3 separate regions of the Homo sapiens genome follow, and regions 2 and 3 are each linked to region 1. The links are chromatin contacts, found by Hi-C or POLR2A ChIA-PET in ENCODE. All regions are on one chromosome and are shown on one strand. The core of a region is the stretch at or near the end of the contact, and the rest is flanking DNA. Distances in the headings are between cores, read along the strand shown.

The links. Hi-C counts contacts between places; a loop is a spot of excess contacts on that map. ChIA-PET counts read pairs that join two places held with the same protein, here RNA polymerase II (POLR2A). Pooled maps may share reads with other maps.
Region 2: a loop to region 1 is called in a pooled map, with 4 times the contacts of the local background. The contact joins the promoter of GMIP here to the promoter of NR2C2AP in region 1. A Hi-C loop is called at or near these places in 1 of 168 maps with a recorded cell type or tissue (mammary epithelial cell), 1 of 37 single-sample maps with no recorded cell type and 8 of 50 pooled maps. POLR2A ChIA-PET finds 5 or more read pairs at or near these places in 1 of 52 experiments (endothelial cell of umbilical vein).
Region 3: a map of naive thymus-derived CD4-positive, alpha-beta T cell shows a loop between it and region 1 (11-fold over the local background). The contact joins the enhancer-like site here to the promoter of NR2C2AP in region 1. A Hi-C loop is called at or near these places in 11 of 168 maps with a recorded cell type or tissue (CD4-positive, alpha-beta memory T cell, OCI-LY7, ascending aorta and 7 more), 16 of 37 single-sample maps with no recorded cell type and 35 of 50 pooled maps. POLR2A ChIA-PET finds 5 or more read pairs at or near these places in 15 of 52 experiments (AG04449, CD4-positive, alpha-beta T cell, CD4-positive, alpha-beta memory T cell and 11 more).

The regions. Positions count from the first base shown.
Region 1 is chr19:19,201,596-19,205,726 of GRCh38, forward strand. It overlaps NR2C2AP (nuclear receptor 2C2 associated protein), which reads right to left and starts at 1,819. Exons shown (of 5, transcript NM_176880.6): 1 at 1,428-1,819; 2 at 1,196-1,286; 3 at 875-980; 4 at 736-803; 5 at 1-446. The coding sequence starts at 1,465. The coding sequence ends at 330. It overlaps RFXANK (regulatory factor X associated ankyrin containing protein), which reads left to right. Exons shown (of 10, transcript NM_003721.4): 10 at 54-271. The coding sequence ends at 124. RefSeq lists a silencer at 795-1,061 and an enhancer at 1,725-2,019.
Region 2 is chr19:19,641,345-19,645,475 of GRCh38, forward strand. GMIP (GEM interacting protein) reads right to left here and starts at 2,313. Exons shown (of 21, transcript NM_016573.4): 1 at 2,167-2,313; 2 at 1,191-1,275; 3 at 632-707; 4 at 466-523. The coding sequence starts at 2,185. ATP13A1 (ATPase 13A1) reads right to left here. Exons shown (of 26, transcript NM_020410.3): 26 at 3,854-4,131. The coding sequence ends at 4,078. RefSeq lists enhancers at 1,190-2,145, 1,367-1,526 and a silencer at 2,157-2,406.
Region 3 is chr19:19,487,369-19,491,499 of GRCh38, forward strand. The region is part of intron 2 of GATAD2A (GATA zinc finger domain containing 2A); the gene reads left to right. Among named protein-coding and RNA genes, the nearest start is that of TSSK6, 26 kb to the right of the region's middle. RefSeq lists enhancers at 808-1,591, 1,458-2,657, 1,592-2,375, 1,895-2,174, 2,933-3,182 and 1 more. Within about 2 kb of position 2,428, at least 40 of the 41 ENCODE cell types and tissues checked have a DNase peak (open chromatin) inside an H3K27ac peak, as active enhancers do; they include CD4-positive, alpha-beta T cell, OCI-LY7, PC-9 and 6 more, where a contact is called at or near this core.

The sequences.
Region 1 (4,131 bases), core at 569-3,068:
CACCCCACTCCCGATTCAAGCTCACAGCCCACCTTTTCCCTGCCCCATCTCAGTGCAACAGGTGATCGAGAACCACATCCTCAAGCTCTTCCAGAGCAACCTGGTGCCCGCTGACCCTGAGTGAAGGCCGCCTGCCGGGGACTCAGACACTCAGGGAACAAAATGGTCAGCCAGAGCTGGGGAAACCCAGAACTGACTTCAAAGGCAGCTTCTGGACAGGTGGTGGGAGGGGACCCTTCCCAAGAGGAACCAATAAACCTTCTGTGCAGAATGAGGGACTTTGCTGTGCTTCCCGGAGGGCTTCCTGGAGGAGACAGCCCCTAGAGGTCTCACACCTTCTCCCCAAGCACCCGCAGGTGGTAGATGACCACACGGCCAAAAAAGTCAGTGGCATCCTCAAACGTCACCTTCAGCCGGTCCACTTCAGCAGCTGGTATGGGGAAAGTGTGAGCGTGGGCAGTCAAGGGAAACTGGTGATTTCTGGTTTCCCACCCGCAGGCCCCCACCCCTTCCAGACCCAGCTCACACTCCACCGATGTGGGCAACCTGGGGAAGCTGCAGGTCCCTCTAAGCCTCTCACACAGAACAGGTGGTCATCAGCACCATTTTACAGAAAAAGTGGAGTCCTAGAGGTCACGTGTTCAAGATCACACATCAGGGTTCCCATTCGGGTTTGGGTGAGTCCAAAGCTTCCAGAGGCACAGACCACCCACCCCAGAAGCAGGGGCAGGATATCTGAAGCGAGTTGTTGTCCTCAGGGTAGAAATCTACAATCTTGTGGAGAGCCTGAGTGCCCTGTGAACCTTCAGCAGAGAAAGGCAATGAGTGTCTGGGGTGACCCCTGGAACCCCTGCCACCCAGGGCCTTCTAGTACCTTCCAGGCAGCCCCGGCGACTGGAGAAGCCACCCTGAAACTGGATCTGCAGCTGGGAGACACGGATGAGCTGGGGAAACTCCAGCGTCACCCACTGGGAGGGGCCCTGGAAGCAGACAGGGAAACTGAGGCGCAAGCTCACTGCAGGCACAGAGCCCTGCTATGCCTGTCTCATTCACATAGTTCTTGGAATGGAGGGGAAGAAGGAAATTCGGCACATGTTCCTTTCCTGGCCACCCATGAGGGCCCCCTGACGTTCTCAAGGCATGAGATCTGAATCTGAATCACCCTAGAGATGGAGGGTCGAGGGAGGCGCCTCACCTGGTCTGAGTTCCAACATGTCTCCTCATCCTGGTCGAAAAGATGTTTTTTTCCAAACTGCCGAGTGTTGCGATTCAGCACTGAACTCACCCTGGAGGCACCAGGATCAAGGCGAAGAGAGGGGCTGAGACCAGCTCTCAGCTCCGCGGAGGGCCTGACCCCCAGATCTGTCCACTGAGGGCTCGACCCCAGGCTTAGGGCCTCGCCACTGCCTGTCCCCACAGACTCTTACCTGCTCACTGTCTCTGGACAAACCAAAGAGTGGGTCATGTCGGTTCCACAAGACCTCGCAGGGCTTAGGATTGGGCACAGCCTTGGTTCGAATCCCGGCGCCTCCTCAAGCTACAGGGCGGCGCGATCTTGGCTACGCCTTGGCCTGAACGTCCTCACCTGTAACTTGGGACGAGAACCGCCACTCCCTCGCCCACCCCAGTCCTAAATGTCGCCTCGATCAATCCCCTGCCGGAAAATTTGGGAGAGAGGATCAGGGAAACCGCCAATGCCCGGAGGCCAGGCCTTTCACAGGAAACAGATTTCCCGCGGGTTTCGGGGGCGGTGGCTTTTTGTGCGAGGCTGTTTCTCTGCGAATAGCTCTTGGAGCCAAATCTTGGGACCCGGAACCGCGTGGGCTTGGCGCATGCGTGTTGTAATTCAGGCGCCGACCGCGGACGCTCCAGAGGTGGGGTTTGGTTCGACCCCGCCCCTTCATGCTCGCTTCTTAAAGGGCCCGGGTTCGATGATTGAATTTACCTTGGTTCCCTTGAAGCTGTAGGGAAAAGGCTGGCTGCGCGCACGGGGCGCTGTCCCTCGGCGCCCGAAGGTGTAGAGCACTGATTTTGACTGATTTTGGAATCCGAAAGACTTCCTTTTTTTTTTTTTTTTTTTGAGGCGGAGTCTCACTGTCGCCCAGGCTGGAGTGCAGTGGCACGATCTCCGCTCACTGCAAGCTCCGCCCCCTGGGTTCACGCCGTTCTCCTGCCTCAGCCTCCCAAGTAGCTGGGAATACAGGCGCCCGCCACCACGCCCGGCTAATTTTTCGTATATTTAGTAGAGACGGGGTTTCACCGTGTTAGCCAGAATGGTCTTGATCTCCTGACCTCGTGATCCAGCCGCCGGGGCTTCCAAAGTGCTGGGATTACAGGCTTGAGCCACCGCGCCCGGCCTTTTTTTTTTTTTTTTTTTGAAGTGGGGTCTCACTGTCACCCAGGCTGGAGTACAATGGTGGGATCGCGGCTCTCTGCGACCTCTGCCTCCCAGGCTCCAGCAATCCTCCTACCCAGCTTCCCGAATAGTTGGAACTAGTAGGCGCGCGCCACCACGGCAGGCTATTTTGTTTGTTTGTTTGTTTGTTTGTTTTTTGGTAGAGATGAGGTTTCGCCATGTTGCCCAGATTGGTCTCGAACTCCTGGGCTCAAGTGATCCGCCCACCTCAGCCTCCCAAAGTGCTGGGATTACAGGCGTAAGCCACCGCGCCCGGCCAGAGAGACTTCCTATGACAATGTCTTTCTTCCTACTCTAACCTACTCTACCCTAACGGCTACCCTAACCTACTCTAACCTACTCTACCCTAACCACTAAATGCAGCCTGGGAATCCCCGAACTTCACTGCCTCCCGGAGGCCAAAGGCAGAGTTGTGGAAAAGGCCACGATGTTGGGAGTATCTGAAGTCCTCATCAACCCTTTTTGTTCTTGTTGGGACAGAGGAGCCCTGGCCTCCAAGTTTGTCTTTCCCAGAAAATGCTGCTGGGACGTCAAGGAAGGCTTCTTGGAGGAGGGAGCATGCGAGGTCGGGTGTTTTTTGTTGTTTCTGTTTTGTTTTGTTTCGAGACGGAGCCTCACTTTGTTGCCCAGGCTGGAGTGCAGTGGTGTGATCTCAGCTCACTGCAACCTCCGCCTCCCAGGTTCAAGTGATTCCCCTGCCTCAGCCTCCTGAGTAGCTGTGACTACAGGTGCGCACCACTATGCCTGGCTAATTTTTGTATTTTTAGTAGAGATGGGGTTTCGCTATCTTGGCCAGGCTGGTCTCGAACTCCTAACCTCGTGATCTGCCCGCCTTGGCCTCCCAAAGTGCTGGGATTACAGGTGTGAGCCACCGCACCCAGGCTGTGAGGTGGGTTTTGAAGCATGAACAGGAGTTTGCCAAACAAAGCCTCAGATACCAAGCTGAAGATTTGGTTCACTGATTCACTAGACACCTCCTGCAAGCTCTACTGTCACACTGTCATGTCCAGCCTTCTGCTGGATGATGCTGGGGACAGCAAGAGGCCTCAGCTCCAGGCCTGTCCCAGAGGAGCCCCTGATCTGGGCAAGACAGAGGTAGACATAGACACTCCTAGCCCCAAGGGAGAGATGGGGCCGGAGGAGCAGGGGCTCTACCTGGAGGAAGGGCTTCCTGGGAAAGGGGATGTTAGAACTGCACCTTAATAGGGGGTCAGGCGCCAGGAATTCACAAGGGTGAGAAAATCTGGAGTGGGGAGGGTGTCCCAGGCAGGGAGCTTAGCATAAGCCAAGGCCTAGTTGGGTGAAAGACCATGAATTTGAATAAAATATGTGGAGCCACATCCTGCTGGGCCCGGAGCAGTCATGGAAGGTGTTGGAGAAAGGGCAGGACACCATCCGTTCTGCATGAATGGAGGGTTCCAAGACAGAGCAGCCACTGGCAAGAGGCTGTTGTTCCTGGCTTTAGCTGAATGGTCTGGCAGCCAGCCCCTTTCTTCAAGGGCTGGAGGAATGGTCCTTCCGGCATCCTACTAGTGTCTGCTCAAACCCACCCCAGGCAGCAGGGGTGGGGGCTGGCGGGGAAACTGGGTCACCAGCAGAAGGCCTGTCTCTTCAGCCCCTGCCTGCCAGGGCTTTCCGCATTTAGACAGAGTCTGGTGCCATCCAAACCCAACTTCGCTGGTCTCAGGGCTGGGGCTGGAGGTGACAGGAAACTG
Region 2 (4,131 bases), core at 1,063-3,562, 440 kb after region 1:
TGCTGGGATTACAGGCGTGAGCCACTGCGTCCGGCCTTGTGTTTGATTTTTTTGGACATGGTCTTGCTCTGTCATCCAGGCTGGAGTGCAGTGGCACAATCGTATCTCACTGCAGCCTCAAAGTCCTGGGCTTAATCAGTCCTCCAGCCTCAGCTTCCAAAGTAGCTGGGACTACAGGCACACACCACCACACCCAGCTAATTAAAAAAATATTTTTTCTTTTGGTAGGGATGGTGTCTTACTGTTGCCCAGCATGGTCACGAATTCCTGGCTTCAAGTGATCCTCCTACCTCAGCCTCCACCCTGCCTGGGGTCTCCCTGAGGGCTGGGACTGAGATCTGTTGTGTGTACTGCCATATTCCCAAAACCTAAACGATGCCTTGCATGGAACAGGGGATCAGTGGTGATTTGTTGAAGGAAAGACTCCTGTCTGTCCCCACTGTCCTGGCCTCCAGACCCCCCTACCTGTGAGGGGTACAGGACCCTCTGGGGAGGGGCCGCTCCAACAGCTGGCTTCGTTGGTCTGTGCGGGAGGGAGACAGTATTCAGAAGCAAACAGGGCAGGGGCCTGGCCTTCCTAAGGCCCCCTCTGCTTGAGGTCTTCCTCCCTGTTCCCCTACTCCCCACTCACAACAGTGGCTGTAGGGGTCTTGTCAGGTTCTGGGTCTTCTGAGAGTAGAGGGTCTCCAGCCAGCATCTCAAGGGTCCTGGGGGATAAAGGTGTGTCAGGATGCCACCTTACACCCAGTCTGTCCTGCCAAGGGGTGCTGGGGACCTTAGGGTTGTTTGTGGCAAACATCACCTCTGTGGCATCTCTTGTGTCTGGGAGGTCTGAAGAATGGTGTTTTGGGGGAATCAGGTGAGTTTTTTTTAAATAGGACTTGAAAAAGCATCTGAAGGGCCCCAGATAACTTTGAGGTTCATAGAGTGGGATTATAGGGATCGCAAATATTTTAAGGGGTTACAAGGATATGTAGGGGTTCTAGGACCACTTTGGGGATTTCCAGTCTATTTAGGGGGACACTTTTAGGATACCGAGGCATTTTGGAGGGTCCCATCCTAGACTTCTCTGGTTATTAGGTATGTAGGTCCAGATGTTACAGGTTCCAAATGGGACTGCAAGGCACCTAAATGGTTAGGGGCTTGGGGCATCTTGGCAGGATTTGGGGGTGATCCAGGCTCAGACTCACACGTTCCCCAGTGAGATTTCGAGGTTGTCCAGGCTCCGGAAGATGTCACTGTACCTCTTCCTGCCCTCAGGACCTGGGGGGAGTCCTAGGGGAGGGGAGTGTAATACATGGGCTAACCACTGCCTCCCTCCACCCACGGCACCTCAACCAGTCTCATTTGGAGGGGGTGGAAGAGAAAGGGAAGAGTGAGAGAGAGAAAGAGAGGGCTGGGGGGGGCTTGGTTGGGGCCAACTCGAGGCAGGCAGATGGACTCACACACCACCAGAGACCAGAGACAGCTGCTCGGGGAACAGAGACACCCACTCCCTGGGTCTGCCTGCACCCAGAAGCAAACCAACAAAACAGATGCCCCAGATGCAACCAGGCTGTCCCGAGAAGAAAGCCGGTCTGACAATGGAACCACGGGCTAGACAGATGGAAATACACAAGGGACAGCCAGGCAGAGCCTGGGGCAGAAACACACATGGAGAGACTGAAGCCGTGAGGGACATAAAGACCGAATGACACTCCACATACACAACACAGACACAAAGACGGCCGGAAACACCAAGTCGGACCCCGCCACATTTCTACTGCTGCCCCCCTGCCCCCTCTCCTAAGGGGCCTAGACCAGCACTGCCGACTCCCCAGGGCTACAGAGGGGCCCTGTGGGGATCCTACCGCGTTGCCCTCTCCCTCAGCAGTCGTGGCACCCTGCCCCCATCACAAAAATCAGAAGCAGAAGCAGTCACTTCCCCTTCCTGGGCCCCCTCCCCCAGGCGTCTGGGGTGAGGGATCAAAAGGGGGAGGGGGAGTGAAGGGCTGGGGTCCTGAACCCATCCGGGCACAGGGCTCCCCACAATGGAGGATCCCTGGGTCCTTCCCATTCAGGAACTCCTCTCCTGGCTCTCAGGACGGAGCGGGACAAGTGTGTGCCCTCAATGTAGGAAGCAGGGGATGGTCGGGGGAGGCCCCTCCCGGATCCCCGACCCCCTACCCGGCTCTGCTGCGTCCATATCTGGGCCCGGGGATCGCTCTGCAGGGACCGGGATGGGGATGGGGTCGCGCGCCGGCGGGGCCGAGCCCCGATTTCCTGCCGCCGCAGCCGCCGCCGCCGCCTCGGTTCCGCGTCGCCCTGCCCAGCGGAGGCCACGCCCCCGCATCAGACCACGCCCCCGTAGCCCGGAAGCCTTGATAGTGCCCTTCTCTACCTGAGCCGCTTGAAACTGGGTCGGGCCAGGGCCCCCTGAGCGACCACTCGAGGCTGCAGTGCCCCTGACCTGGGCATCCTAAGACTTCATCTGGGCCATAGGTTCCCTCTCAGATCTTTGTGCTACCCCAAATCCCACGGAGCCCCAGCCCCCTCCTCCCTGAATGGTTGCAGAGTCCACCTGTCCCGGGGGGCCTCTCCCAGGAGCTCCCACAACCCGCGACCCTGGTGATCCCCTTGCCCAGGTTGTCTCTCGGAGCCCTGAAACCACCTGGGCCTCGCTGGAGCCATGGCGCCCCCTGGTGGAGGCCTGATATTCTGTCCGATTCCAACCAAAATTCTAATACTCGGGCTGGAGAACCCCTGGCCTGGGGGACGCCCCTTCCGTGACCCTCAAAGCTGGATCAGGCTCAAGGCCCCAATTACAGCACACCAGGGAGCAGCCCTTTTAGGTAGGGAGTGGAGGTTTGTCCAAAAGCACCAGCTCTGGGGTTGCCACAAGCCGCCTGTTATAAAAATGCTCCCACCCCCAGCACAGTGGAATTTTGGGGCTGGAAATAGACTTTAAAGTATGTTTATAACTTTGTGTCCAAAGGCTTTGGCTGTTAAGGAGGCAAGGATTCTCTGACTGGCTCCGTGCTGCCTACTCTGCAGTTCTTGAGTTGTGATGAGTGAGTCCATTGAAAGGAATAACACTATCAACCTAAGAGCCAAGCCAGGTTTCCAGGTCACATCCTGGCTGATGCTCAGCCAGAGCTCCCTGACTGTGACATGAGATGGTAGAGCAGCGCAGGCCCCCAAAGAGCATGACAGAGTCAGTACTTGTTTGTTTTTCTTTTGAGTTGGAGTCTCGCTCTGTTGCCCAGGCTGGAGTGCAGTGGCGTTATCTCGGCTCACTGCAAGCTCCACCTCCTGGGTTCACGCCATTCTCCTGCCTCAGCCTCCCGAGTAACTGGGACTACAGGCACTCGCCACCATGCCTGGCTAATTTTTTGTATTTTTAGTAGAGATGGGGTTTCACTGTGTTAGCCAGGATGGTCTCGATCTCCTGACCTTGTGATGGGCCCGCCTTGGCCTCCCAAAGTGCTGGGATTACAGGCTTGAGCCACCGGACAGAGTCAATACTTGTAATGATGCAGATCATATTCCTCAAGTCTCAGACACCACCCGAGAGAAAGGCATGCTGTTATGTATTATGGGAAAGAAAAAAATATCACACATCCTAAGGCTTCTCTCAGCACCTGAGTTGTTAAAATGTGAAAGAGACCTCAGAAATATGGGGGTGCTTGTTAAACTAGAAAATATGCACTGAATTCTCTGGGCAGGGACAAGTCCATGTTCAAGTGCTGAAAGTGCCAGAGGGTTTCACCAACATCACACGCCTGTGGGGAGGGTGCTGGGACCTTCCTCAGTGACCCTCTGTCCCCGAGCCCCCAGCAAACACCGTGTGGCACAGACGAGGTGGAGGCAGGGCTTTTTAAAATCTCAGATGCTGCTTTATTTACCAAAGGTGCTGGCTTGGGGCTGGTTCTGCTGGCCAAGCCAGCGGATGGCTGTGGGGGTCCCAGCTCAGTCTTCCAAGGGCGAGACTGTACAGCCTTGCTGTGGGGGGTTGGGGGCAGGGTTCCCTCCCGGGGCCCTGTTGGGGTTCCCGCCCAGCGGCAGCCAGGGTGGGCAGTGGGTACCAGCACTGCCATCTCAGGAAGGCACTTTCAGCTTCGGGGTCCCCAGGAAGAACTGCAGGACGCGGTC
Region 3 (4,131 bases), core at 1,178-3,677, 290 kb after region 1:
GCTTGTCAGACAGGTGCTGACATGTCACCCTGCAAGGCAGGGGGAGGGAGGGCTCATCTTCATAGGGGGGTGGGGTGGGGTGCCGTGCAGGGAGCCAAAGGCACTTAGATGGGCTTGCTGGGCCGAGGGTGGGTGGGCCAGTCACTGGGCTGGGGGTGGCTAAGGAACACAGACCCACCAGCCAGCCCTTCTTGGGAAGCTCTGGGGGGTTTCTGCTCAGACCTGCACTCCCCCGAGTGGAACCCCGAGTTCTGCCATGACCTTCACCCCGAGGCAAGGGGACAGGGCCGGGCAGGCTTCCTGAGGCATGTTGAAGAGGGATGTTCTGCAGGCAGAACATGGCCATGCTGGGCCATGTCTGTGGGCCAGGCCCCAGGAGGGCGGGGGATGTTAACAGCTTGGTTCATGTCAGGTAGGGCCTGGTGAGCCCAAGATGAGTGTTTGCACAAGGGACAAGTGAGCTGGCAGGGCTGGTGTTGGCTCTAGCAGAGCCCTCATCCCACCCTTGCACACAGCCAGCAGCCCACCCTGCTAGGCCTGAAAGAGGTGAGGAGGAAAGGTTCTAGTGGGAAATGGTTCTGTGGCTGGAGAAGGCATTGCTGGGCCCTGCCTGTCTCCCCAAGCCAGCCTGGAGGAGGATTTCTTGTACCGAGGCCTCACGAGCTACAGGTCATGGTCATCCCTAACTTCCCTAGTGTGTGCAAGACTTGGGGGATCTTGCTGAAATACAGACTTTGATCAAGCAGGTCTGGGGCAAGGAGGACACGCTTCATTTATACAAGTTCCGGAGAAGCTGCCCTGCTGCTATGGCGGTGACAGCGGTGGTCAGACATTCACGGGGCCAGCCCCAAGCCCACCTACAGCCTTGCCCCCACCTGCCGCTCCCCTGTTGTGTCTGTCCATCCTGGTAGACTGAACCCTAAGGACAGAAATTCCTTTTATCCAGGGGTTCCTCCCCACTGCCTGCTATAGCACCTGCTTTTTAAATGAGCTCTCAGCAGATGTAAGGAATGAATGAATGAATGAATGAGGGAGAGGGGTATGTCTTTCCTGCATACCAGGCAGGCCTGTTCAGAGAACCACAAAGGTCCCAGCCTCCAAGGACAGCTCCTTCCCGGCACTGGCTGAGGGGACACTAAATATTAACCACGTACTGGCCGCTGGTTGCTGAGCAGCTGAAAGCCATAACCTTTTGCTGTGGAAGTGGGATCGTGTCTCAATTTAAGTTTATAATCCCGGCCTCTCCTCCAGGAAATTCTATGGAAGTTCCTGGCAGGTAACAGAATTTCTGTGCTTGTGAGGTCAGGGCCAGTGCCAGCGGGTCAGGGAGTGGGGGTGGTGCGTGTCAGCGAGCGGGTGAGACCATTTACGCTGATAACAGCCTGGCCTGCTTCCAGGGATTTTTGTAGGTCACATAAAATCTCTTGATCACTACGTTTTACATTAAGGCTTCTCAAGATGGGCAGGACGGGCTTATGGGATTTGTCCTGAACTATCACATCACTTCCAAATAAACTTGGTGCCCGGGACGGCTGCTGTGGAGTGAATGGCAGACGCTGTCCCTGGGCCACGATGCCATCCCTCTCAGCATGTTGGGCTAGATTTCCACTGGTTTTGTTTACTTTAGACAGTTTTTATAATTAAATATTTCCCTGAAATAATGCCTGCAATCATTTTGAGCCACATGCTCTTTTTCCTGAATTAAAGATCTCTTTTAGAAAGTACTGAGACTCTTAAAGCCTCTCTCCTTTAAAAAGTGAGCTTAACAAAGTTTTTCATTTTAGAAACTTAGAGGGGCCAGTGACCCTGCTGTGTGCGGTGTATGTAGAGGTGACTGGAGCCTGTGGTGCAGCAACAGTCCCCTGTGGGCTGGCGCCACACAGGAAGTGCCTGCAGCTCCACAGCCCTGGGGTGAGCCTGGCGCCTCCATTTTCTGACAGTACCTGAACCTTTACCTCCCTTCTCAAAATGAAGGCTGCGTGTCACAAACCGGTTGGAACTGGCCGTTGCCATGGTTTTCACGTTGGAAGGCACAGTTAAAGGGTCATGTGACCAAGGAGGGAAATGCCTTTGTCACATGACTTTTTGGTGGCCTGATTAGCATACAGGAAGTTCACTCCCTGCTGGCTGCTGGGATGCTGAGTGATCATTGATGGGTGGTGACATCATCTCTTGGATGAGTTATTGATTAGTCGCAGGCCAAGATGGGGCCAGGGAGCGCTGTGGGCAGAGCAGCCCTCTCAGGCAGCTTCAGCTGCTAGGTGGTCTGGACCCCTCGCCTACCCTCTTCCTTCAGGCAGGTTTGAATTTTATTAGACATCTCACCTCTGGAAGAAGCACACGCCCTCAATAAGATGATAAGAAGGGTTAAGTCCCTTAGAGCTTGGCTGTCATTTCATTTCAGCTCATGCTAGCCCAGGAATTGTGTCTGTAACTCTATACAAGATGCTGCCTTGGCCCCCTGCTCCCCTGTTCACTTTGGAGGCCACCTGGGTGGAGGCCAGCTGCTGCACCTCTGTGCTGAAGCCTTGGGACTGCCTGCCTCTGAGGTGCTCAGTGTGTGTACACGTCCAGGGAACCTGGAATTAGAGCCCTGAGGTCACCTTGAAAGTCGATCTTGGGCGGCATGGGGCCGGCAGCAAGGAGAGACATGCTGGCGGTTTGCTAAGACCTGAGTGAGGTGTCCTGGGTTACTTTAGAAACAAACTACCCGGTTCTGGGCTTCAGAATGTGGGCTGATAACCCCTTGCCTGGGGGATTGTATACTTCGAAATCGTACCTTTCTGTCCACGCCCAGGTCTCTGGTGAGAAGCTGCTTCATCAGGGCTAGGACCAGCGTTCAGGTACAGCCACCACGTAGCTGTGGTGGGTGGAATTAGGAGGGACCAGAGGAGAGCAAGTAAAGCGGTTCCTGAGTCCAGCATCTGGCGAGTCCAGGGTAGCATTGGTGAAGCCTTAACCTCTGGTGCTCTGTGTCTACCCTTCCCTGAGGACGCAGCTCATGGGTGTGGAGGGGACCTCAGAGGTCCCGAGGGCTGCTAGAGCAGAGTCAGGTTCTTCATCCTAGCGACTCTCCTCAACCCTGCCGGGGTCTAATTATCAACTAGACCCTGGCACAGCAAGAGCCAGGACAACTTTGAGCTGCGGCAACCAGTTAACTTTGTCCGAGTTTGTTCTCTGGGTCACAGTGCCACCTAGAGGACGTGTCTGTCCTTGGCTGGTTTTCCTGCTGACAAAAAAAATGGACTTGATTCACTTCGATGAATGTACAATGAGGCCGAGGCGGGCGGATCATCTGAGGTCAGGAGTTCAAGACCACCCTGGCCAGCATGGTGAAACCCTGTCTGTACAAAAATACAAAAAAAAAATTAGCCCGGCATGATGGTGCATGCCTGTAATCCAGCTACTCAGGAGGCTGAGGCAGGAGAATCACCTGAACCGGGGAGGTGGAGGTTGCAGTGAGCCGAGATTGCACTACGGCACTCCAGCCTGGGCGACAGAGCAAGACTCCATCTCAAAAAAGAAGAAAGAGAATACAATGAACCCAGATCATCAGGGACAGTTTGCCTTGTGCCGTCAGCAAATGGAGCTGCTTGGTTGGGGACAAAGTGCCATCTTTGGGACTTGCGTTGGGTCAGCGACACCACAGCAGGTGTTCAGCCTTGCGCCTTCAGTAGTGTCAGCTGTACACATACATCCTAGAGGATCGTTCACAGGAAAGGGAAAATCAGACTAGTGTGTTCCTGCCTGGGTCAAATGACTTGGGGTGCCTTGAGCACTTGTCTCGGAGCCTGGCCTGCAGTTAGCACAGAATGGATATTCACTGTTTCCCAGTTCTGATGAATAACAGCAGCTCATCAGCCACACTCTTAGACGTTTGTGACCATACTTTGACAAAATAACAAAAGAGGAAAGCCTGCAAGTACTTCCCCGATTGTCCCCTGGTGCTTCCCAACTGGTAGTGAGATGCCGTGGGCCGACGGTGAAAAGGGGAGGAACAGGCCTTAGGTCAAGTTCACAGGTGGAAGTGAGCTCCCCAGACCGTGGCAAATTCATTAGAAAGAAAAAGGTGTGGGGGCTGGAATCATGAGAACTGTCTCATGTTGCAGTTTTGAGCTGGGACTTACGGAG